Linked DNA regions of Homo sapiens: regions 1 and 2 are each linked to region 3. A link is a loop called in an ENCODE intact Hi-C map of the cell type or tissue named here. Cell type or tissue: CD14-positive monocyte. All regions are shown on one strand. Region 1 overlaps DOCK4 (dedicator of cytokinesis 4). Region 2 has its middle 66 kb from the start of LINC03076. Region 3 overlaps SAMTOR (S-adenosylmethionine sensor upstream of mTORC1).

Evidence for each region. Peaks named below come from ENCODE experiments on the same cell type or tissue, not always from the same donor. Only the 100,000 strongest peaks of a DNase experiment are listed, where the experiment ranks them.
Region 1: a loop joins it to region 3, with 3 times the contacts of the local background. A loop is called at or near these places in 14 of 110 quality-filtered maps.
Region 2: a loop joins it to region 3, with 9 times the contacts of the local background. A loop is called at or near these places in 54 of 110 quality-filtered maps.

Annotation. Positions count from the first base shown.
Region 1 is chr7:111,747,674-111,755,673 of GRCh38, reverse strand. It overlaps DOCK4 (dedicator of cytokinesis 4), which reads left to right. Exons shown (of 53, transcript NM_001363540.2): 42 at 73-159. Among named protein-coding and RNA genes, the nearest start is that of DOCK4-AS1, 57 kb to the left of the region's middle. In CD14-positive monocyte, CTCF peaks have their summits at 3,125 and 3,324 (motif pointing left); a DNase peak (open chromatin) is centred at 3,293.
Region 2 is chr7:112,547,628-112,555,627 of GRCh38, reverse strand. No RefSeq gene overlaps it. Among named protein-coding and RNA genes, the nearest start is that of LINC03076, 66 kb to the left of the region's middle. In CD14-positive monocyte, CTCF peaks have their summits at 4,784 and 4,987 (motif pointing left); a DNase peak (open chromatin) is centred at 4,987.
Region 3 is chr7:112,895,683-112,903,682 of GRCh38, reverse strand. It overlaps SAMTOR (S-adenosylmethionine sensor upstream of mTORC1), which reads left to right. Exons shown (of 5, transcript NM_152556.3): 3 at 7,944-8,000. Among named protein-coding and RNA genes, the nearest start is that of SAMTOR, 40 kb to the left of the region's middle. RefSeq lists enhancers at 4,734-4,783, 4,964-5,063. In CD14-positive monocyte, CTCF peaks have their summits at 4,609 and 4,808 (motif pointing right); a DNase peak (open chromatin) is centred at 4,812; H3K27ac peaks cover 781 bases.

The DNA.
Region 1 (8,000 bases), 1.1 Mb after region 3:
ACAAACACTAGTCATGGAAGTAGCTAGAAAGAAGGGCAACTTGGGAGACTTAATGTGTTTTGTGTTTTGTAGAGTCTCTGGGTGGAGAGAACGTCATTATACTTGGTGCAGAGTTTGCCTGGCATCTCTCGCTGGTTTGAAGTGGAAAAGCGTGAAGTGGTAAGGATCAGAGCTTGTTCTCAAGCACTTTCTCATCACAGTTGTTCACTTGGAGTTGTGCCGTATATTCATTACTTCTCCTTCGACCCAGATTCTCTGGAAGCACTCATAGTAAAATAGTGAATGTTTATGGTCTTGACCGCTATTACCAAGGCTGAGAAGGTGAATATTAATATTATCCTAATGTGTCCAGATGGAGGGATTCCTTGAAAACAACTCAATTTGCTACATGTAAAAAAACTATTCAGGCCCTTGAGTTAGAAGACTTGGAATTCCAGCTCTCCTAATTACTATAGCTGTGTGACCTTCAGTGCTTAGTGTATCATACCAGTGCTAATACTACCTGCTTTATCTTATTTAATCATCATATCAAAGCTATGAGGTATATATTCTTATTCCTGTTTTTGCAATTTTTGACAAGAGGTCAAAAGCCTTTGCCAAAGATCACATAGCAAGATGTTGAAGAGAGACTCCAACCCAGATATTTCTGATTCCAAAGCCAATTATATTACTCTCTTCTAGCAGTAGGTTTCTTACAGGCTGAAGGAGGCTAATGTCAAGTCTCTGCACAGTGCCCGATGCACAGTAAGTCCGTGTTGTTACAGTTCCCAGTAGAAAGGATGGCAGCGTATTAGTCTCACTGAGCAGTCCTGGGTGGAGCACCCACTGTAGATCAGTGGGTGCCACTGTAGAACCTGGTAACCACAGCTCCCAAGAACCCTCCGGTTGTAAAATGTGACCCCAGCTCCAGGCCCCAGTTGTGGACAGCAGGGAGAGCAGCAGCTGAAGGCAGCCACATCCAGGGTGGGACCCCACCCAGCTGTCTGTGCTGTTCTTCCAGCGACAGCACCTCGATGTCAGCCATAGCCCTGCAGTCTCACAGCCTCCCTTGCTACATCCATTATAGCCATTTATTAACTTTATTTCACTTAGTGTGAATGTTCATTTGTTTCACTGCAGAAATAATAATGTGTTTGTTTTTGAGCCTGGGTCTCACCCTTTCATTGCCATAGTTCTCTGATAGGAAGTGTGCCAATTGTGCAAATATAATGTAATTCATACCTTATTTAGGTCACAAGCCTATTCTGTCAATCCAGAAGAAAGAACAGCTCCTGACCAAATTGTTTTTCAAGAATTGTTTGTCTTACCTGAAATGTCTCAGCATTGAAACTACTCTCGGCCTATCATGTTCAATTAAGCTAAGGATTTAAAAGTTAAAATTGAACTCTATTCAGCAGATTACATCAGTGCAGTTGTATTCTTGTCCAGTCTGAGGTCCAGAGTCCCCAAAAGCTGGCTGCTTACATGTTGTGCCCTGGTACCTTCCATGGAAGTGGGGAGACTGCTAAACGCAGTGCTCAAAAAGTCTTATTATGCTTCCCGCTGAATGGCATGGGTCCAACTTGTAGAAGTGTTTTTAGTCATCCATGCTGCATTAATGATTCAGAGAGCCTTTAGCTACTTACTACCCAGAGCATTAAATCCTGTGAAGTCTCATCAATGGTCCTAGCCCTTGGAAATGTCATATACACATACAATGCTAATAAAAAATAGCATGCTGATAATGATAAAAGGAGCATTACTAAACACAACCTTTCAAACATCAGCTGCCTACTTTATTAGAATATGTAATCTTATGTTCTGTCAAATGGAACAAATCAAATTCAGCTGTTTTGTTCCCTGAACACAGCCCACTCTTAACAGCTTTTGTGTTTTTCTCTTGTTCTTGCTGCCTAGAATGTCCTCACTGTCGATTAAAGCTATTGGTTTCCTGGTTTAACTCCTAGTGTAGAAGGTCTTCAAGAACAGGGACAGGTAGTAGGTGCTCAATACAAATACATCACGTTGAATTGAAATTCCTCATCTGCAGATGTCAGCATCTGAAAACCAAGAGATGTTTTCATTTGTTCGGCTCCAAAGCTCATTTGCTAATAATACACCCAACCTTTTCTAATGCAAGTCCATTTATTAACTTTATTTCACTTAGTGTGAATGTTCATGTGTTTCACTGTAGAAATATTATATTTCCTTTTTGTTTTTGAGACTGGGTCTTGCTCTGTCACCCAGGCTGGAGTGCAGTGATATGATCATGGCTCACTGCAGCCTTGACCTCCCGGGCTCAAGTGATCCTCCCACCTCAGCCTCCCAAGTAGCTGGGACCACAAGCATGTGCCATCACAACTGGCTAATTTTCTGATTTGTTGTAGAGATGAGGTGTCACGATGTTGCTCAGGCTAGTCTTGAGCTCCTGGGCTGAAACAGTCCTCTAGCCTTTGTCTCCCAAAGTGCTGGGATTACAGGCATAAACCACCATGCCCAGCCTTATTAATGTAATGCATTTGATTAAAGGAACCTGCCCTAGATCCTGCTAGGGGTTACATAATATACCATATATGGCCCTATACTGCCTTTCTAAAATCTGAAAAGTTCTTCATTCTGAAACATGTGGCACCAAAGGTTTCAGATGAAATTGGGGACCTTTATTTTCTAAATCACAGACCCCCCCCCCAATAGCTTATCAACTTTTGTTAAGATATCAATGCCTTTGAACTATTGTTTCCTCTGTAGTTTATTATTTTCAAAACCCAAAAAAAGTGTTTTTGTCCTGATTAAAAAATTAGCTCATTTCAGCTGGGTGCCATGGCTCACCTGTAATCCCAGCACTTCGGGAGGCTGAGACAGGTGTATCACCTGAGGTCAGGAATTCAAGACCAGCCTAACCAACATGGTGAAACCCCGTCTGTACTAAAAATACAAAAAAGTAGCCGGGCATGGTGGCACGCACCTGTAGTCCCAGCTACTTGGGAGGCTGAGGCAGGAGAATCGCTTGAACCGGGGAGGCAGAGGTTGCAGTGAGCTGAGATCACACCACTGCACTCCAGCCTGGGCAACAAGAGCAAACCTCTGTCTCAAAAAAAAAAAAAAAAAAAAAAAAACCTAAGCTGATTAAAAAATTTTTAATCAAGACAAACATTTATAGTTTAGAATCCATAAATGATTTTTTAAAAATCCAACTAAAGATTACGAGAATATTTTCATACCACATCCTGCCCATCAGAAAACAATGTGCCTCTTTCTAAATACTGTATACCCAGAATCTAACCACTCCTCAGCGCCCCCACCGATAGCGCCACCTAGTGCCTGATTACTGCAGTAGCCTCCTAAAAGATTTGCTTTCCCCCTTATCCCTGTAGTCTCCTCTGTACATGGCAGCCAGTGACCTTTTTAAACTTAAGTTATAGCATACAAAAATAGAGAAAATGTATAATGATATAATGAGCCTGACTTACCCATCATTGCTTCAACAGCCATCAAGCCAATTTTGTTTCATCTACATGTCTACCTGCTCCCTCTCAACTGGACTATTTTTGAAGTAAATCTCAGATGTCATATCACTTCATCTACAAATATTTTAGTATTCATATTTATTTTTAAAAACCTGAAATATTGTCACATTAAAAATTAACAATAATTACTTGATCATAAAATGTACAGTGTTCATTCCACACTTTACCAAGTCTTTTATTCTGCATTTTAGACCAGCCTGGGCAATGTAGTAAGACACCGTCTAAACAGAAAATTTAAAAAATTAGTCAGCATGGTGGCATATGTCTGCAGTCCTAGCAACCTCCTACTCCAGAAGTTGAGGCCAGAAGATCACTGGAGCCCAGGAGTTTGAGGTTACAGTGAACTATGATCATACCACTGTACTCTAGCCTCGGTGACAGTCTCAACCCTCTTTTTTAAAAAAAAAAAATTATATATTTTTAGGCCAGGCATGGCGGCTCATACCTGTAATCCCAACACTTTGGGAGGCCAGGGCAGGCAGATCACTTGAGGTCAGGAGTTCAAGACCAGCCTGGCCAATATGGCAAAACCCTGTCGCTACAAAAAATACAAAAAGTAGCTGGGCATGGTGGATCACGCCTGTAATCCCAGCTTCTCAGGAGGCTGAAGCAGGAGAATTGCTTGAACCCAGAAGGTGGAGGTTGCAGTGAGCCAAGATTGCACCACTGCACTCCAGCCTGGGCAACAGAACAAGTGAGACTGTCTCAAAACAGAAAAAAAAAAAATATTTTTACTCTATTATTCGAATCCAGATTTAAATAAGGGCCATGCATTGCAATTGATTGAAATGTCTTCTAAGTCTCTTTCAATCTGTAAGTTTCCCCTTGCATCACTTTCCTTATTTTTTTATTGAAGAAACTAAAGACTGTTTATCCTGAAATGTTTCCGTATGTGTGGATTCTGCAGACTGCATCCCAGTGAAGTCATATAACATGTTTCTCTGTCACCTGTATTCCTTGTAAATTGGTAGTTAGAACTAGAGACTTGATAAAATGTTTGCTTTTATTTTCACAAGACTACTTCATACTTGGTGTTATGTGCTACTGGTTGTCGTGTGTGTGTGTGATGTTGGCAGCCACTGGTGATCATTGACCAGATCCATTAATCTTTTATGGGTTGCAAAATGGTGATATTTTATTTCATGTTTATTTACTCATTGGAATACTCTGTAAAGAGAAATGTCCTCTCACTAAATATTTGATTACCCTGAGGTACAGGAAAGATAATGCTGTATTCTACAAAAGCGACTGGAGGGGTTTTTGTTTGGTTGGTTTTTGGATCATTAGTAACTCATGGATATAAGTATATTTGTTTTGTTTTAATCCATGGCAGTTATTAAATTTAAAAATGTTCCATCTTTGCCTGTTGGGAGCATCTTCAAAATGGCTCCTGAGTCTGTTTTCACAGTATCCAAGTAGTGTTTGTTACTGAGCTAACACACAGGATCTGATTGTCAAGTTCGATGCAGGACTCAGCGACCCCTCCCAGCATCAAGCTTTACTAGTAATTTCAAGGCAGGCAGGATGCTCAGATAAAGCAGCGAGATTTCTGAGACATTACACATCGTCTGCTAGGTCCTTCTTCCCCACATCAGTAATAATTCAGAATTATAGGTGGAGTCCCTGAGGTTCACAGGGTTCCTCATTCAGAAGCACGTTTAAATTATGAAGTGTCGATTATGAAACATTCCATTTTCTACTCCAGAGAGTTAGTTGTAAAGCTTCTCAGGGACATTCTGTAATCATGCCTCATGGATTCTGGTTTATTTATTTACTTAAAGAAATCCTTTGACTGGGGACTTTAGGGCATTCTGTAGATAACATCTCTTCCTCCTAGCAATTACTTTTAGTCTGTTTACTTGAAGGTTCAATTGACAAAGAGATAAGACATAGTCACCTGTCTTTTCTGTCCCTTAAGGACATTCCCCAGTAAAGAAAATGAATGGATCACAGGCCAGATACTTTCATGTTTTCCTCCCATCCTTACCTTTACCATCCTTCCTGGTAAGACGAGGTGGTCTAGGATCACTTGAACATCTCCTGCCCCAGACCTGAAAGCAGCTATTTCTCCAATGACTCCTTATTCATTTTAGTGGTGAACAATATTTAGAGATTGTAATCTGAAGGATAGAGGAAAGTAATTCTTGGTGAACACTCTATCACATATCTTTGCACACTTCTTTGACCGTCCCCTTATATTTCCCTAGAAGTGAATTAATCAAAAGTATCCCCACTGTAACCACTGATTCATGGCTCAGCAATGGGATATATCGTTTACACCCTGTCTAGAGGGGATAACTAGTCTTAGGAATACTTATTTCCCCAGCATCTTCTCCAACACTAAGTGTTGTATATTTTAATCTTTCCAAATAATAGACCAAAATTATACTGGGGTTGGATGTTTTGTTTCAGCATTTTTTGAATGCTAAGTGAAGATATGTTTTCATATATTGATGAACTCTATACCAATCATATCCTTTGCCCCTTTTCTTCAGTATTTGGCAAATATTAACATTTTATCTATCCTTCATGTTGGAAATATTTTCCAAGTCGTTTGTATTTTGCCTGTGTTTATTATGTCTTGTTTTATTTACTTTTAGAAAATTTGATTTTTAATAGCATTTGAATTTATAAAGATGAAGATTGCTTTTTTCTTATAGCCAAAAGCACATAAAACCTACTATTGTAACCATTTTTATGTGTGCAGTATGGTAGTGTTAACTATATATACATTGTTGTGCAACAGATGTCTAGAAGTTTTTCATCTTGGAAAACTCAAACTCGATATTCACTGAACAGAAGTTCTCCTCTCCCCTTTCCCCTAGACCCTGGGAACCACCATTCTATGTTCTAAGATGTTTTGCTTACTTTTTAACTTTCAGTTACTCAGAGCTCTCAGACTTTTCCTTTATGGTTTAGGTTTTGTGTACATAAAACAAAGGTTTAGTGTTACAAATAATCTGAAAGTAAATACCCGTTTTCCACCATTCAGGTAAAGAAACAGAACATTGCCAGCAGTATCCTGCAGGCCTCCTGTGCACCTCTTCTCAATTATAGCTCCATCTTCACCATAAAAGTAGTCACTATCCTGACTTCTATGGTATCCATTCCCTTGCTTAGTGTATCACCTATTTGCCTCTCTAAACAAGTCGATTTGGTTTTACCTGGTTTTGAACGTTATATAACATACTACTTGTGTTCTATTGAGACATATTTGACTCAGTGTTGTGTGTAATATTTTTCCATGTTATTGCATGTGATTGAAGTTTGTTTCATTGCTGTATACTATTCCATTCCATGAACATATCACAATATGTTTATTCTCTTGTCAATGGACATACGGATTTTGGAGATTATGAACATTTTTGTACATGTTTCCTGGTACACGTGCACAAACCTCCTACCCCACTTTTCCTTATATGCCTAGAATTTCTGAATCGATATACACACACACACACATGTATATATATCTTCAACTGTTTTTCCAAAGTGAATGAACCAACTTGAACTTCCAGTAGCAGTAATTGAGAGTCCGTTGCTCACAGTCTCACTCTCATCTGCTGTTGTCATTTTTACCATTTCAGTGGGTGTTTAGTAGTATGTTATTGTAGCAGTATTTTTCACATCTTTGATCACAAATGAGGCCCAACACCTTTTCATTATTTGTTTACTGGCCATTTGAATGTATTCCTTTGTAAGTGGTTGTTTAATTCATTTGCTCATTTTTTATTGGGTCGTTTGCCTTTTTCTTCCTGGTTTTTAAGAATCCTTATATACCCTGAACACGTGCTTTTTGATGGTTACACATGTTACAAAATCTTCTATGTTCTTGCTTATCTTCCCTTCTCTTTGTCTTTGATGAATGTTCAGTCTTCATATTCTAGGATTTTTCAGTGTTGGTTTAAGATGATCCAAGTGACCTTTAAAAACTCTAATTTGTTTCCTTGCCTGAATGAACCAATATTTAAATATGCTAATTGTAGTCCTGAATTACTTGATTGCTGAGAGCTTGGCAGACCTTCTCTTCAAGGCAATAGCAGTCCCAATGACATACATTTGAAGAGCACTTTTATCATTTTCACAATTAGGTCCTCCATACAGCCTGGAATTTTTAAGTCATTATGATTCTATTTGGCTCTCCAACAAATAGATCCTGCAGTATATATTATCTTGTTTTCTATAATTCCCAACTGTGTGCCATCCTGTGCCACCTTATGGTGCTGTTATATATATATATGAGGTTCATGTGGCATATGTCCCATCTTCCCAACTGGGCTGAAAGCTCCTTGACATCAGAGGATCCATAAATGCATCTTTATATCTCCCATGGTGCTTTGTATCAAATAAGCATGAGAAAGGGGATAATATTCAGGGTCTCTGAATATTTAACCCTTCAAAAGAAAAAAAAAACTAGTTTTAAAAGACATGAGATGCTTGGATATTATTTTAAGGATTAAATTGGTTGTTGCAGTGCTAATGTAGAATTGATGATTA
Region 2 (8,000 bases), 350 kb after region 3:
GAAGCAACAGCCTGGGCTCCAGAGTTGGCCTCCCGTCCGTGCACAGACAAGGAGAGGTCTCATGAAGCTTCGGTGCAGTCTGGGACCCTAACTCTTTTTGTAACTAGTTGTTTGGCATGAGGCCCAGCCATGAGGGCCCTTCACGACTGGGCTCAAGGAACAAAAAAGGTCAACTTGTTTTTGTGATTGTCTATTGTTTTTTCAGTAACTAACATATAGGAATAGATTGAAATAGAGATTTTTCCAAAACAGCACAGGATGAATGCCTCAAGGGGCTCACACAACCTATTCTGGGACTTGGTGACCACTGTTTGTGTCCACATTCAATTGAGTTCAAATTTAATATTTAACTTTTCCTCCACAACATTTCATAGGAATGGAATCAAATAATATGTGGTTTTTTGTGACTGGGTTCTTTTACTTAGCATAACGATTTCAAGGTTCATCCATGTTGTAGTACGCATATTTCATTTTTATGCCCAAGTAATATTCTATTTTTTGGATATAGCACATTTTGTTTATCCATTTGTCTATTGATGGACACTTACGTTGTTTCCATGTTTTGACTATTATGATGAATGCTACCATAAATATGTGTGTACCAACTTATTTGTGGACAGACTTTGTAACTTCTGGGTATCTACCTGGGGTTGGAGCTGCTAGGTCATATGGTAACCCTACATTTAATCATTTGAGGAACTGCCAGACTGTTTTCCAAAGTGAATGCACCAATTTACATTCCTGCCAGCAGTGTGTAAGAGTTCCAATTTTTCAGAACTTCACCAACTCTTGTTATTATCAGACTTTTTTTATTCTAGCCACCCTAGTGGTTGTCAAGTGCTATCACTAAAGGTTTTTGAGCCAATAATAAATGCAAATTTAGTTTCAGAAGGATGACTCTGACATCAAGATGGGGAAAGAATTGAAATAAGTAGGACTAGAGGCATAAAAGTCTAATAAAGAGATTCTAGCAAAGTTAGTAATAATATATAATTGAATTTGCCAGGAGAGTACATCTTAAATATTTTCACTGCTGAAAACAAAAACACAAAATTTAACTATATGAGGTTAAAAGAGAGAGATGATAAACCTATGACATAGTATATGTTTCTGTCAGTGGCTACTTAAGAAATATTACAAGTAAAAGAGGCCCATCACTCCAACTACTTTGTAATATCAGGGTCTTGACTTCACATTGTTTCCTCTAAAAGTTGATCATAATCTTTTAACAACTATCATGAAAATGGAGGCCACATTTTAAGACTCTTCCAAAGGAAGCCACCTCTTCTACACCTACCAAGTTCTTTGCCTGTTCTTCCCACTTTCATCCACCCCAGTGATATTTCTGGACACAACTAGTGGTGATCCTGTTTTTAATGCATTAACAAGGATTAGGCAATTAATTGGCTCTAGAAGGTGAGAAAGAAAGAGGAGTCTAGTAACTCCTGGTTTCTGGCTGGGGTGGCTGGTAAATACTAGTTCTCACTAAGACACATAAAGCAGACCAGGAAAGAGTACTCAGGGGAAAAGGAAGTGTAGTTAGGGAAAAAGGAAGTATTCAGATTTAAGCACTTTGACATTGGAGACATCCAGGAGAAGAATTGGGCAAATAGCTGGATAGGAGTTCCCATGGTAGCGCTTCAAATTGTCTGCTTCAAGTGCTTAAACTACAAGCCTGCAGAAAAGCTTAATTATTTGCTCATTTAAATGTCTAGAACTTGCCATCCTCCTGCCCTCTGCTGTAGTAAATAGAGTTTGAAATTAGAAAATTGGCCCCAATACTCAGTGAAAAGAAATTTGGAGGAAGTATCTCAGCAAAAGATAAAGAATAGCTATGTATTTCCCCAATTCTCTTCCGTTCTTTGCTGGTGAGATGCACCATGTTTACAAAATCTAGAACCAATAACCGACTTCCCCGATACTAGAATTCATTTGTTCACTCAGTTGTTCAACAGAAATGCATCAAGTGTCAGGTACTATTCAGCTGTTCAAGATGCAATTTATTAAACAAAAGAGACATGGTTTCTGCCCATCTTATCCCCTGCCATGGAGGTGCCTCCATGGTTTTTCTCACTCACAAGCTATTTTTCTGGAAAAGACAATCATCTAGCATCTGGGAATTGCACTAGATAGGAAGATTTTATTTTATGCATCAAATAATTTTTAATAATTATTTAAACCACCTTGGAAAAACATTTTTAAATGGTTGGCAGTTCTCCTAGAATACTAAGTTTCGCGAACAACATGAAAAAAATGGTTACAAAATTGTTTAAATCTCCAAAGAATATAATGCTAATTTTCTAAAGTAAGATAAGAGTTGAAAATCCTAGTTTAAAAATGGAAACTCAGAATAAAATGTTAAATACAAAACTGTAAACACTGCAGCACTGTTTGCCTCTGGCTCAAAAAGCAAAAAAAGCAGGGCATTGAGAGGGAGCCACACTGATGTTTGCAAGGCTTTTATTTAATGGTGCAGTTTCTTTTTTTTTTTTTTTTTTTTTTTTAAAGGATTGGCTTTTTTTTTTTTTCATGTTGAAGGATTGAGCACATATTTCTATTGAGGATCTTGAGTTAGTTTGCTACTTAAAATGCAAGTTCCTTATACAGATAAGGTTTGTGTCCTATTTCCAAACACATATAATGAGTGTAGTAAAGAGGGAATTTCTTTTTTTGTTTTTCTTTTTTGGAGATAGAGTCTCTTTCTGTTGCTCAGGCTGGAGTGTGGTGGCGTGATTGCAACCTCTGCTCCCAGGGTTCAAGCTCACTGCAACCTCCGCTTCCAGGGTTCAAGCTCACTGCAACCTCCGCTTCTAAGGTTCAAGCAATTCTTGTGCCTCAGCCTCCTGAGTAGCTGGGACTACAGGCATGAACCACCATGCCCAGCTAATTTTTTCTATTTTAGTAGAGATGAGGTTTTACCATGTTGTCCAGGCTGGTCTCAAACTTTTTTTTTTTTTGTCCTCTTTAGATTTATTTAATCTCAAGAATTTCTTATTTATTTATTTATTTATTTATTTATTTTTTATTGATCATTCTTGGGTGTTTCTCGCAGAGGGGGATTTGGCAGGGTCATAGGACAATAGTGGAGGGAAGGTCAGCAGATAAACAAGTGAACAAAGGTCTCTGGTTTTCCTAGGCAGAGGACCCTGCGGCCTTCCGCAGTGTTTGTGTCCCTGGGTACTTGAGATTAGGGAGTGGTGATGACTCTTAACGAGCATGCTGCCTTCAAGCATCTGTTTAACAAAGCACATCTTGCACCGCCCTTAATCCATTTAACCCTGAGTGGACACAGCACATGTTTCAGAGAGCACAGGGTTGGGGGTAAGGTCACAGATCAACAGGATCCCAAGGCAGAAGAATTTTTCTTAGTACAGAACAAAATGAAAAGTCTCCCATGTCTACTTCTTTCTACACAGACACGGCAACCATCCGATTTCTCAATCTTTTCCCCACCTTTCCCCCGTTTCTATTCCACAAAACCGCCATTGTCATCATGGCCCGTTCTCAATGAGCTGTTGGGCACACCTCCCAGACGGGGTGGTGGCCTGGCAGAGGGGCTCCTCACTTCCCAGTAGGGGCGGCCGGGCAGAGGCGCCCCTCACCTCCCGGACGGGGCGGCTGGCCGGGCAGGGGGCTGACCCCCCCACCTCCCTCCCGGACGGGGCGGCTGGCCGGGCGGGGGGCTGACCCCCCCACCTCCCTCCCGGACGGGGCGGCTGGCCGGGCGGGGGGCTGACCCCCCCACCTCCCTCCCGGACAGGGTGGCTGCCGGGCGGAGGGGCTCCTCACTTCCCAGACGGGGTGGCTGCCGGGCGGAGGGGCTCCTCACTTCTCAGACGGGGCGGTTGCCAGGCAGAGGGTCTCCTCACTTCTCAGACAGGGTGGCCGGGCAGAGACGCTCCTCACCTCCCAGACGGGGTCGAGGCCGGGCAGAGGCGCTCCTCACATCCCAGACGGGGCGGAGGGGCAGAGGCAGTCCCCACATCTCAGACGATGGGCGGCCGGGCAGAGACGCTCCTCACTTCCTAGATGTGATGGCGGCCGGGAAGAGGCGCTCCTCACTTCCTAGATGGGATGGCGGCCGGGCAGAGACGCTCCTCACTTTCCAGACTGGGCAGCCAGGCAGAGGGGCTCCTCACATCCCAGACAATGGGCGGCCAGGCAGAGATGCTCCTCACTTCCCAGACGGGGTGGCGGCCGGGCAGAAGCTGCAATCTCGGCATTTTGGGAGGCCAAGGCAGGCGGCTGGGAGGTGGAGGTTGTAGCGAGCCGAGATCACGCCACTGCATTCCAGCCTGGGCACCATTGAGCACTGAGTGAACGAGACTCCGTCTGCAATCCCGGCACCTCGGGAGGCCGAGGCTGGCGGATCACTAGCGGTTAGGAGCTGGAGACCGACCCGGCCAACACAGCGAAACCCCGTCTCCACCAAAAATATACGAAAACCAGTCAGGCCTGGCGGCGCGTGCCTGCAATCGCAGGCACTGGGCAGGAGTGAGGAGAATCAGGCAGGGAGGCTGCAGTGAGCCGAGATGGCAGCAGTACAGTCCAGCTTCCGCTCAGCATCAGAGGGAGACCAATTGTGCAGTTTCAGTGATGAAAATTACTAAAACCCTAGATGAGACTGTTTAATCAAAGAATAATAGCACTTTGCTAAATTCTTATTGAAGTTTAATTTACATACAAAATTCTCTCATTCTAAGCAAACAATTTGATAGGTTTTGACAAATGTATACAGCCATGTACCCCATCAACACAATAGATATAGAGCAGAGGTTAATAGAACTTTTGGTAATGATGGAAATATTCTGTATCTGGCTTGTCCAATGTGGTAGCCGTGAACTACATTGGCTATAGAACACTTGAAATGTGGCTTGGGGAATTAGGGTGCTGAATTGTTAACTATCTCATTTTAACAGCACATAGCATTTTCTTCACTCCCAAAAGTTCCTGTTGCTATCATCTTGCAGTGTTACTCTAGTGCCCTCTACTGACAAAGCCTAGCATTCCACTAGCTGGCAAATAAATATTTATAGGATGCAACCTCACTATTACAAAGCAGGGACTAGAAGGGTAGATTTCAATCGATGACTGGTCCAATAGGTGTGCTTAATTTTGATGAATTTCAGTTTATCCATTTTCTTTGTCCTTTTTGTCTTACCTTAGAAATCTTTGACTAAATAGTTTCTCTTAGATTTTCTTTTAGAAGTTTCGTAGTTTAGCTCTTACATTTAGACCTATCATTCAACTTGTGTTAACATTTTTATATGGTGGCCAGGTATGGTGGTTCATGCCTGTCATCCCAGCATTTTGGGAAGCAAGGTGAGAGGATCACTTGTGGCCAGGAGTTCAGGGCCAGCCTGGGCAACATAGGGAGACCCCATCTCTACAAAAAATACAAAAGTTAGCCAGGCATGGTGGCATACCCCTGTGGTCCTAGTTACTCAGGAGGTTGAAGCGGGAGGATCACTTGAGCCCAAGAGTTCAAGGCTGCAGTGAGCTTGATTGTGCTACTGCACTCCAGCCTGGGTGACAGAGTGAGACCCTATCTCTAAAAAAAAAAAAAAAAAAAAAAAAATTACATGGCGTGAGGTAATGATATTTTTACATATGGATATCTAATAGCTTCAGCATTTGCTGAAACACATTTGTCAACAATCACTTGACCGTTTACATACCGGTCTATTTCTGAACTCTCTGGTTTATATGTCTATCCTTACACCAATGAAACTATTTGGATTATAGCAACTTTATAGTAAATCTTGAAATCAGTTACTGTGAGTCTAACTTTATTCTTTTTCAAAATTATTTTGGCTCTTCTGGGTAGTGTGCACTTCAATATAAATTTTAGAATCAGCTTGTTAATTTCCATTAAGGAAAATGCCTCCTGGGATATGCGAGATTTTATTAAATCTATAAATGAGGTTAACTGACATTTTAATTCTATTGCATCTTCCAATTCATAAATTCAGTATATCTTTCCATTTATTGTAATTTTATAAAATGTATCTAAGCAATGTTTTGTAGTTTTCCTCAGTTGTTATTCTGGGGATTAGACAAACTCACAATTCTTACCCCTTCTGGTTCAGAGATTAAACTTTTGTCTGTCTTTCAGCTGCTTTTCAATACTTTCTAATATCTTTAAATAGTTTTTTAATTATTTAACAAGTTTTTATAATTATCTGCTTGGAATTTGTGGGATCACTTCACTCCTCCAAAAGCAAACTCCTTAAATATGTTGATAATAATCAAGTCTAAAGCAAAGATTAGAGCTCTTCTTGGCTCTAAATTCTATCAACTTTCTAGTCACATCTGGTGCTTGCATTATGATATCTTCATTTTAGTCAGCTAAAGCCTGAAATAGGAAGAACAAAATAGACAAAGCAAGCTCGTTTTCTATCAAGCTTCTTATATTTGTGAATTACACAGATTAGAACAGATTTACCAATCAGAAAACCCAAAGATGTGGTCATTCTCTCAAAATATTATATTATAAAGCACGTAAAAATCCTCATGGAAAGTGAAGTAGTGAGGAGAGTACAAGTACATATTTCACAATATTATCCAATGTGTTTTATTTCTCATTTCCAGTAATTCCTCCTACCATGCAACTATTTTCCCCAATTTCTTCGTTCAGAAAGCAGCAAGAGCAAGGGGGTCTCATATTCACTGCCATGTTCAGGTTTTGTTGTTACAGCAGAAATGAAGTTGGAAAGAAATTAGTTAATACTAAGTATTTGAAGTACAAATTAGACTTGAATATTCTGACAAAAACAATATCCTTATTTAACTTAATTATTCAATTTTATTTTTAAAATATTTGACTAGTTGATACATGTACATAGTACAGCATTCATAAAGTACAAAAAAAGTCTATCATGAAAAAGTTTCCTTCACTCATTTCTCCCCACCAGCAAGTTTCTTCTCATGTTTTCTTCTAAAACCTTTATAGTTTTATTTTTTATATAAAAATACTTGAATCATCTGAAGGTATTTTTATGTAAAGTGTAAACTGTGGATCCACTTTGGTTTTGTTTCCAGGTGGTTACTCAATTGTACCAATACCATTTGCTAAATAATCTACATTTCTCTTTACTAATCTGAAATGTTGCTTTCATCATCTGGATATTGAGGGCTTTAAAGCAATAAAACAATTTCAAACTACATACACCTCTATTTGCCTTTTTTAGATCACTACTTAATTTCACATTGTTTTTGGTATTATGTAGTAAACAAAGAGAAATTTTAACTTGGAAAAATTATTTTTATAAAACTTTCTAAATGATTCATCAGTTTCCTATGATTAGCATTTAGAGAATACTTACTATATAACAAGCAACTCACTGGGTATGAAGGAAATGGAAGTGTTTATATATTTATTTATTTTTGAGGGTCTCACTCAACCAGGCTAGAGTACAGTAGCGCTATCACAGCTCACTGCAGCTTCAACCTCCCAGGCTGAAACAATCTTCCCACCTCACCCTCCTGAGTAGCTGGCCACAGGCATGCAACACTACATAATTGCTTGCTTAGCTGTACTATTTTTTGTAGAGACTGTGGGTGGCTATATTGCCCAGGCAGGTCTTGAACTCCTGGCCTCAAGCCATCTTCCTGCATTGGTCTCCCAAAGTGCTGGGATTACAGGTGTGAGCCACCATGCCTGGCTGAGTTGTTCATTTTGATAAAACGTTTGCTCAAAACCTATCCTATGATAGACTATCTGGAAACACAAACCATCAAGAGGTTTATCTCTGGGGAAGTGACTTAATTTTTATGGCATACCCTTTTTTCACTTTTTGAATTTTATGTCCTATGTCTGTTACTTATTTTAAAAGTTTTGATTCTAAAATCCTATGGAGGGACCAAGATGGCCGACTAGAAGCCACTGTGAACCACGGCTCCCACTAAGGAGAACAAAAATGGTGAGTGGATCCTGCACCTTCAGCTGAGGTATGCAGATTCTCTTATTGGGACTGATGAGGCGGTTGGCATGACCCACA
Region 3 (8,000 bases):
TCCTTTTTCTCTCTTGCTCTCTGCTGAACCTTTTGAGAGTCAGTTACAGAAATTACCAGACTTTTATTCCTGAATACTTCAGTGTGTATCATGTAAGAACATTCTTCTACGTAATCATAATACAACTATCACACTCCAGAAATTTAGCATTAATGTGATGCTAACTAATAATGTAATCCATAATCAAATTTCCCCAATTTTCACAATAGTGTCCTTTATACCTGTATTTTTTTTTTTTTCAATCCAGGATCCCATCAGGGATAACTCATTGCACTTAGTTGTGAAGCCTTTTTGGTCTTTAATCTAGAAAAATTCATCATTTTTTTCTTTTCTTTTTTGTCTTTTTATGATACGACTTTTTTTTTTTGTTTTGAGACAGTTTCGCTGTTGTTACCCAGGCTGGAGTGCAGTGATACGATCTGGGCTCACTGCAGCCTCCACTTCCAGGGTTAAGCAATTCTCCTGCCTCAGCCTCCCGAGTAGCTGGGATTACAGGCACCTGCCACTACACCCAGCTAATTTTTATATTTTAGAAGAGGCGGGGTTTTACTATGTTGGTCAGGCGGGTCTTGAACTCCTGACCTCAGGTGATCTGCCTGCCTCGGCCTCCCAAAGTGCTGGGATTACAGGCATGAGCCACTGTGCCTGGCCTATGCGGCCATTTTTTAAAAGTCAACATTTTATAGATTGCCTCTCAATTTGGATATGTGTAGTTTATTTGTGATTAGATATAAGTTAAGTGTATTGTTAGCAAGAGTTTTGCATAGGTGATGTTGTGTCCCTCTCAGTTTAATACATCAGGAGATACATGATATATTTATCCCAAGGTTGGTTTGTTTTCTCTTTTAAGTAGACTTTATTTTTTAGAGCAGTGGGTTTACAACACAATTGACCAGAAACCCACAATAAAATTGACCAGAAAGTACAGAAAGTTCCCATATACAACCACTCCATCCCAAACATGCATAGCCTCCCCCACTGTCAACATCCAGCACTAGAGTGGTACATTTGTTAGAGTTGTTAAACTTATACTGATAGATCATTATCACCCAAAGTCCATAGTTTACCATAGGGTTCATTCTTGATGTTGTACATTCTATGGTTTTTGAAAAATGTATAATGACATGTATCCTCCATTATAGTATTATACAGAATAGTTTAACTGCCCTAAAAATCCTTTGTGCCGGCCTTTTCACCCATCTGCAACCACCAACTTTTTTGGTTTTTTTTTTTGTTTTTTTTTGTTTTTTTTTGTTTTTTTTTTTTGAGACGGAGTTTTGCTCTTGTTGCCCAGGCTGGAGTGCAATGCCGCGATCTCAGCTCACCGCAACCTCCGTCCACTGCAGCCTCCGCCTCCCGGTTCAAGCAATTTTCCTGCCTCAGCCTCCCAAGTAGCTGGGATTACAGGCATGCGCCACCATGCCTGGCTAATTTTGTATATTTAGTAGACACGGATTTCTCCATGTAGGTCAGGCTGGTCTCAAACTCCTGACCTCAGGTGATCCACCCACCTCGGCCTCCCAAAGTGCTGGGATTACAGGCATGAGCCACCACGCCCGGCCTGCAACCACCACCTTTTTTACTGACTTCATAGATTGCCTTTTCCAGAATGTCATATAGTTGGAATTATAAAGTTTGTAGCTTTTTCTGATTGGCTTCTTTTACTTAGTAATTAGCATTTAAGGTTCTTCTGTGTCTTTTTATGGCTTGATATCTCATTTCTTTATACTGCTGAATAATACTCTGTTGTCTAGATGTATCACAGTTTATCCATCCACCTATGGAAGGGTATCTTGGTTGCTTCCAAGTTTTGATAATTATGAATAAAGCTGCTGTAAAAAGTGTAACATTTTGCATTCTCATCAGCACTTGATAAGCATTCTTGTTGCTTCCACTCTGTGTATCTTCTTTGATGAGATGTCTGTTCAGGTCTTTTACCTGGTTTTTAAATTTATTTGCATTCTTACAGAGTTTTAAGAGTTCTTTCTATATTTTAGATAACAGTTCTTCATTGTATATGTCAGCAGTCCTCAACTTTTTTGGCACTAGGGACTGGTTTTGTGGAAGACAATTTTTCCATTGACTGGAGTGGAAGCAGGTGGTTTCGGGGTGATTCAAGTGCATTACATTTATTGTGCACTTTATTTCTATTATTAGTACATTGTAATATATAATGAAATAATTGTACAACTCATCATAATGTAGAATCAGTGAGAGCCCTGAGCTTGTTTTCCTGCAATTAGCCAGTCCCATCTGGGGGTTATATGGGATACAGTGACAGATCATCAGGCTTTAGATTCTCATAAGGAGCGTGCAGCCTAGATCCCTCACATGCACATTTCACAATAAGGGTTCGTGCTTCTATGAGAATCTAGTGCTGTCACTGATCTGACAAGGTGCAAAGCTTAGGCAGTAATGCGAGCAATGGGGAACAGCTGTAAATACAGACGAAGCTTCACTCACTCACCTGCCACTTACCTCCTGCTGTGCAGCCCAGTTCCTAACAGGTCACGGACCAGTACTGGGGGTTGGGGACCCCTGATATGTATGATTTGCAAATATTTTCTCAGTGTCTGTGGCTTTTCTTTTCATTCTCTTGACAATGTCTTTCACAAAGCAAAAAATTTTAATTTAGTGACGTTCAGCTTATCAATTTTTTCTTTTACAGATCATGCCTTTGGTGTCATGTCTAAAAAGTCATCACCATACCCAATGCCATCTAGGTTTTCTCCTATGTTACCTTTTAGACAGTTTATAGTTTTGCATTTTGCATTTATGATGCATTTCAAGATAATTTTTGTCAAAGGTGTAAGGTCTATATCTAGATTTACTTTTTTTCTTTTTTTGCATGTGGATGTCTAGTTCTAGCATGACTTGTTGAAAAAATTTTCTTTTTTCTCCATTGTATTGCCTTTGCTCCTTTTTCAAAGATCTGTTGACCATATTTTTGTAGGTATATTTTTGCACTCTCTATTGTGTTCCATTGATGTATTTGTCTTTTCTTTCACCATTACCACACTGTCTTGATTACTGTAGCTTTATAGTAAGTCTTGAAGTTGGTAGTAGTCCTTCAGTTTGTTTTTCTGTCAATATTGTGTTGCCTATGTTAATTTTAGGTATTATGGAATATTATTCACAACTTTACTGATTCAAAAGGTACGCAGATATTTGGCCGAACATTATTTCTGGGTGTGTCTGCGAGGGTGTTTCCAAATGAGATTGATATTTGAATCTGTAGACTGAGTAAAGCAGATTGCCCTCTCTATTGTGGGTGAGTAGGCCTCTTTTGAGGCCTTCCATCTAGCTGGAACCTACACCATTGACACTTCTGGTTCTTAGGCCTTTGAACTTAGACTACAACTTATAAAATGGTTCTCAAGCCTTTTTGTACTTGGACCAGAACTTATAAAATAGTTCTCAAGCCTTTGGACTTGGATTGGAGCTTTCCTGGTTTTACAGCTTAGGCATAGCAGATTGTGGGACATTTCAGTCTGCATAATCACATAAGCCAATTCCTTATTACAAATCTCTTCTTAGATATCTGTTTATATATATATATATGTACAGATATAATAAATTTATCCCATTGGGTTTTTTCCTCTGAATATATGAATAGTTTATGCACTACAATTACAGTTTTAGAGTATTCTGAATTTAACTATGTATGTACCTTTACCAGTGAGTTTTATATTATACTTTCAGATGATTTCTTATTGTGTGTTAGCATCCTTTTCTTTCAAGTTGAAAAATTCTCTTTAGCATTTCTGGTAAGGTAGGTCTGGTGTGAAGTCCTTCATCTTTGTTTATCTACATATTTCTCCTTTGTGTTTGAAGAATAGCTTTGCGGGGTACAGTATTCTCAGTTGAAAGTTGTTTCCTTTTTTTTTTTTTTTCCTTCAGCACATTGAATATGTCATCTCATTCCCTCTTGGCCTGTAAGGTTTCCACTGAGAAGTGTGCTGCCAGATGTATTGGAGTTCCTTCATTTGTTACCTGTTTCTTTTCTCTTACTGCTTTTAGGATTCTTTCTTTGTCCTTAACCTATAAGAGTTTGATTTTATGCCTTGAAGGTAGTCTTATTTGGGGTGAAGCTGCTTGGTGTTCTTTGATCTTATAACTGCATATTTGTATCTTTCTCTAGGTTTGGAAAACTGTTATTATTCCTTTGAATAAACGTTCTACCCCAGTCTCTGTACTTCCTCTTTAAGGCCAATAACTCTTAGATTTGCCCTTTTGAGGCTATTTTCCAGACTTGTAAGCATTCTTCTTTCTTTTTCACTCCTTTTTTCTTTTTCTCCCCTGATTCTGTATTTTGAAATAGCCTGTCTTTAAGCTAATTCTTTCTTCTGCTTGATCAATTCTGTTTAGATAGTAATACATATTTTTGTTCATTAATTGAATATTTCAGCTCCAGGATTTTTGTTGGATTCTTTAAATTATTTTAATCTCTTTGTTAAATTTCCCTGAAAGATTTATGAATTCCTTCTCTGTTTTTTTGAAGTTCATTGAGATTCCTCAAAAAGCTATTTGGAATTCCCTGAGAAGTCATATATCTGTACTACTCCAGGATTGGTCACTGGTGCCTCATTTAGTCTGTTTGGTGAGGTCACATTTTCCTGACTGTTCTTGATGCTTGTGGATGTTTTTCAGTGTCTGGGCATAGAAGAGTTAGATATTTATTCCAGTCTTTGTAATCTGGACTTGTTAGTATCCATCCTTTTTCAGAGGGCCTTCTAAGCATTCAGAGTTTATCTAAAGTATTACCTAAGCCTGTGGTCACTGTAACCATTTCAGCACTAGAGGGCACTCTAAGCCCAGGTACACTGCAACTTCTGCAGATTGCTGAATTCCCAGCCCTAATGGACTTGAAGATAAGGGAGAAGTTGCTGGGTTCCCAGGCAAAATCCCTCTTCTTCCCCCAGGTGGAATGAGTGTCTGTTTATGCTGGTCTGACCAGAGTTGGGGAAGAAGTGACACAGACACTCTTGTGGCCACCACAGCTGGCCTCATGCTGGGTCATATTTGAACTGTCATTGATGTTTACTGAAGGTCCAAGGCCACTTTAGTCAGCAGGTAATGAATCCTGCAGGGACTTGGGGTCCATCCCCCCAGGGCAGAGGATTCCCTTCTGTCCCAGGGTGGGTCTAGAAGTGCCATGTGGGAACAACAGCCTGGAATCAGGGGCTTTAGGATTCTGCCTGGTGCTTTGTTTTACTGTGGCTGGGCTGGTACCTGGGTTGCAAGGCAAAGTCTCCTATACTCTTCCTCTCCTTGCCCCAAGTGGAAGAAGTCTCTACACTGTACTGCCTAGAATGAGGGGAGGGGTGATGGAGGCATTCCCATGGCCACCACAGCTGGTGTCACACTTGGTTGTAGTACCCTGGGCTCACAGCCTCTGCTGAGACCAGCACAGCACTGGGGCTCACCCAAAGACTACAGTTGCCATGGTCTGGCTGCCACTGACATTTATTGGGAGCCCAGGGCCACTTTATTCAGCCAGTAGCAAAGCAGACTAGGACTAAGATTCCTCCCACTAGGGCAGCAGACTTCTTTCTGTCTGTTCAAGGATGGTCTAAATGCCCCCTGTGGGCACCAGTAGATTTCTGCCCAGTGCTGTGTTCCACTGTGACAGGGCAACATGGAGTTCCAGTGCAAAGTCCCGTAGTTATTTCACACTCCCTCTGCAAAGCACAAAGATTATCTCTCTGGGGTGTACTGCCGGGGCTTGGGAGAGGATGGTATAGACAGTTCAAGACTGTCTATGGAGTTCCTATCATCTTCAATGCATCTTTTCTTGTAGGAACTGTGATCTCTTAACTGACTTAGTTCTTATGAAGGTGCTTTTTTGCATGGATAGTTACTCAATTTGATATTCTTGCAGGTCTAGGGGGTGATTGCTGGAAGATTCTGTTTGGCCACCTTTTCATACATTTCTCTCTTTTATGCAGTCGTCATCTGACTCTGTACTTTGAGTGGCCTCCAAAGCCAACTCGGTTTCAGATTTTTATTTTTTCAATAACAAGTAAAATGAAGTGTTATTTTTTATTTCCTTGTTATGCCATAGGTATAAATGGTAAGTGCTTTTATTTGCTCTCTTTATTGATCTGTATGTTTTTTGAGGGTATATGGGGATATTGGAATTTAGATGATTGTCATTATTCTATGAGAACCTAGAATTTTAGCCCTTTAAGTATTTTACTGCCTTAGTAGCTGTTAGGTTAGACCACATAAAATTGCAATTTTTGTAGCTCAAGAACTTTTGAATATCACCAGTTTTATATGGTTCTACCTGATAGAAACATAAGCAAGCTTTTTAGTATTAATTTCAAGTTGATAAAGTCTACATTTTTATCAGCTTTACTGAGGTATAATTTATATACAATAAAATGCACCCATCTAGTGTACAGTTAGTGGGTATTTACAGTTGTTTACACTTATGTAACCACCACCACTATCAAGATATAGAACATTTTTCTCCAGAAAGCTCCCTTGTACCCCTTTGCACTCGTCCCCACACCCTATCCCAGGCAACCTCTAAACTGCTCTCTGTCATTAGATTAGATTTGTAAAGACTGCATTTTAAAATTGGCCTGTGGATCTTGTGTGATTTGAAGCTTGCATACCTTGGCTCTCCTTCCTCTTTATGTGTGCACTAGGCTCAGGGTTTTTTCATTTGTGAATAGGTCCACTCATCTTCTGCCCAGTACTTTAAACTTCATGTATCTTGAACTGAGGTACATCTCTGAAGACTCATTCTGCTTTTCTCTTTCATGTCTTTGCTTATGCTGTCCTTTCTGCCTAGAAAGTTTCCACTCTACTTTACTTTCCTGGTTTATTCCTACTTATCTTTCTAAAATCCATTTATATTGCTGATTTTAGATTGGGTTAGGTACTTTATTTATAGAAATAACTATCTTTGTTTATCTGTTTATCAATCATGTTTTTTATTGTTATATATAGTAATTATTTGTGTCCTTTACTGAGGTAACAGTAGCTTCTTGAGGGTAACAACTATGCCTTCTGCAATTTGGCCATCATTATGCACCTCTACACATGATGCGTACTTAATAAATGTTTAATTCATGCTGAATAAGTTTCAACTTCTGCGTATAGAGTTAAAACTAAATCTACATAGTATAAGTTAAAGAAGTCTTAGTAATAGGAACTAAGAAAAACTGAAGTTGAACTAATGGGATCCTGTAAGCATGAAGGAGAAATGGGCATAGTTCCCTTGGACCATAGTTGTACTTGCTGAAACCAGTTTTGCATGAATTCTTTGCTCTTCAATTCTTCTCTTGCCATGTATTTTTGGAACTTCACCAAGCAATGTCTGTGGAGAATGATAAAATAGCTTTGTGTAAAGTATGAGCTATATGTAGTAAATTAAGTGCAAATAAGAAGAAAAATGAGCTCGCTCGCTCTCCATATATACATATATACACATATATATACACATACATACAAACACACACACGCGCGTGCGCGCGTGCACGCACACTCACCCTGACTTTGTTATCATAAACCCAGAGGGACCTCAAGAACAGCTGTTGGGTTATCTGTCTACTACTAGTAAAGCCAGCTCAAAATTAACTGCAACTACTATTCCTTCTGGATGTTGTCACTGCATAGTAGAGTTATGTAAGCTTTGCTGGAGAAGTTTTAGTCGAGAGAAGTTCAGTAAAGTATATACAAACACATCTGTAATCCTGAAAAAACATATTTTTTATTTACTAAACATAATTTGTGATCATTCTTTATTGTATAGTAATTTTTAAAAATTTGAAAGTGCTACAAGGTGCTCAAATTTATCTCAGTTTGACATTTTCAAAGCAGAAATCTTAAATTTGAAAGTTTCCCATCTTGATTAATAAAAGCCAATTTTTTCCGTCTTATTTTGTAGTCGTACACAGTATGTTAAAATACAACTTTATTTTTACTTGTAGTGTATGCAGAGAATATTTCCAAAATGGTGGGAAGAGAAAAGCACTTGAGAAAGATGA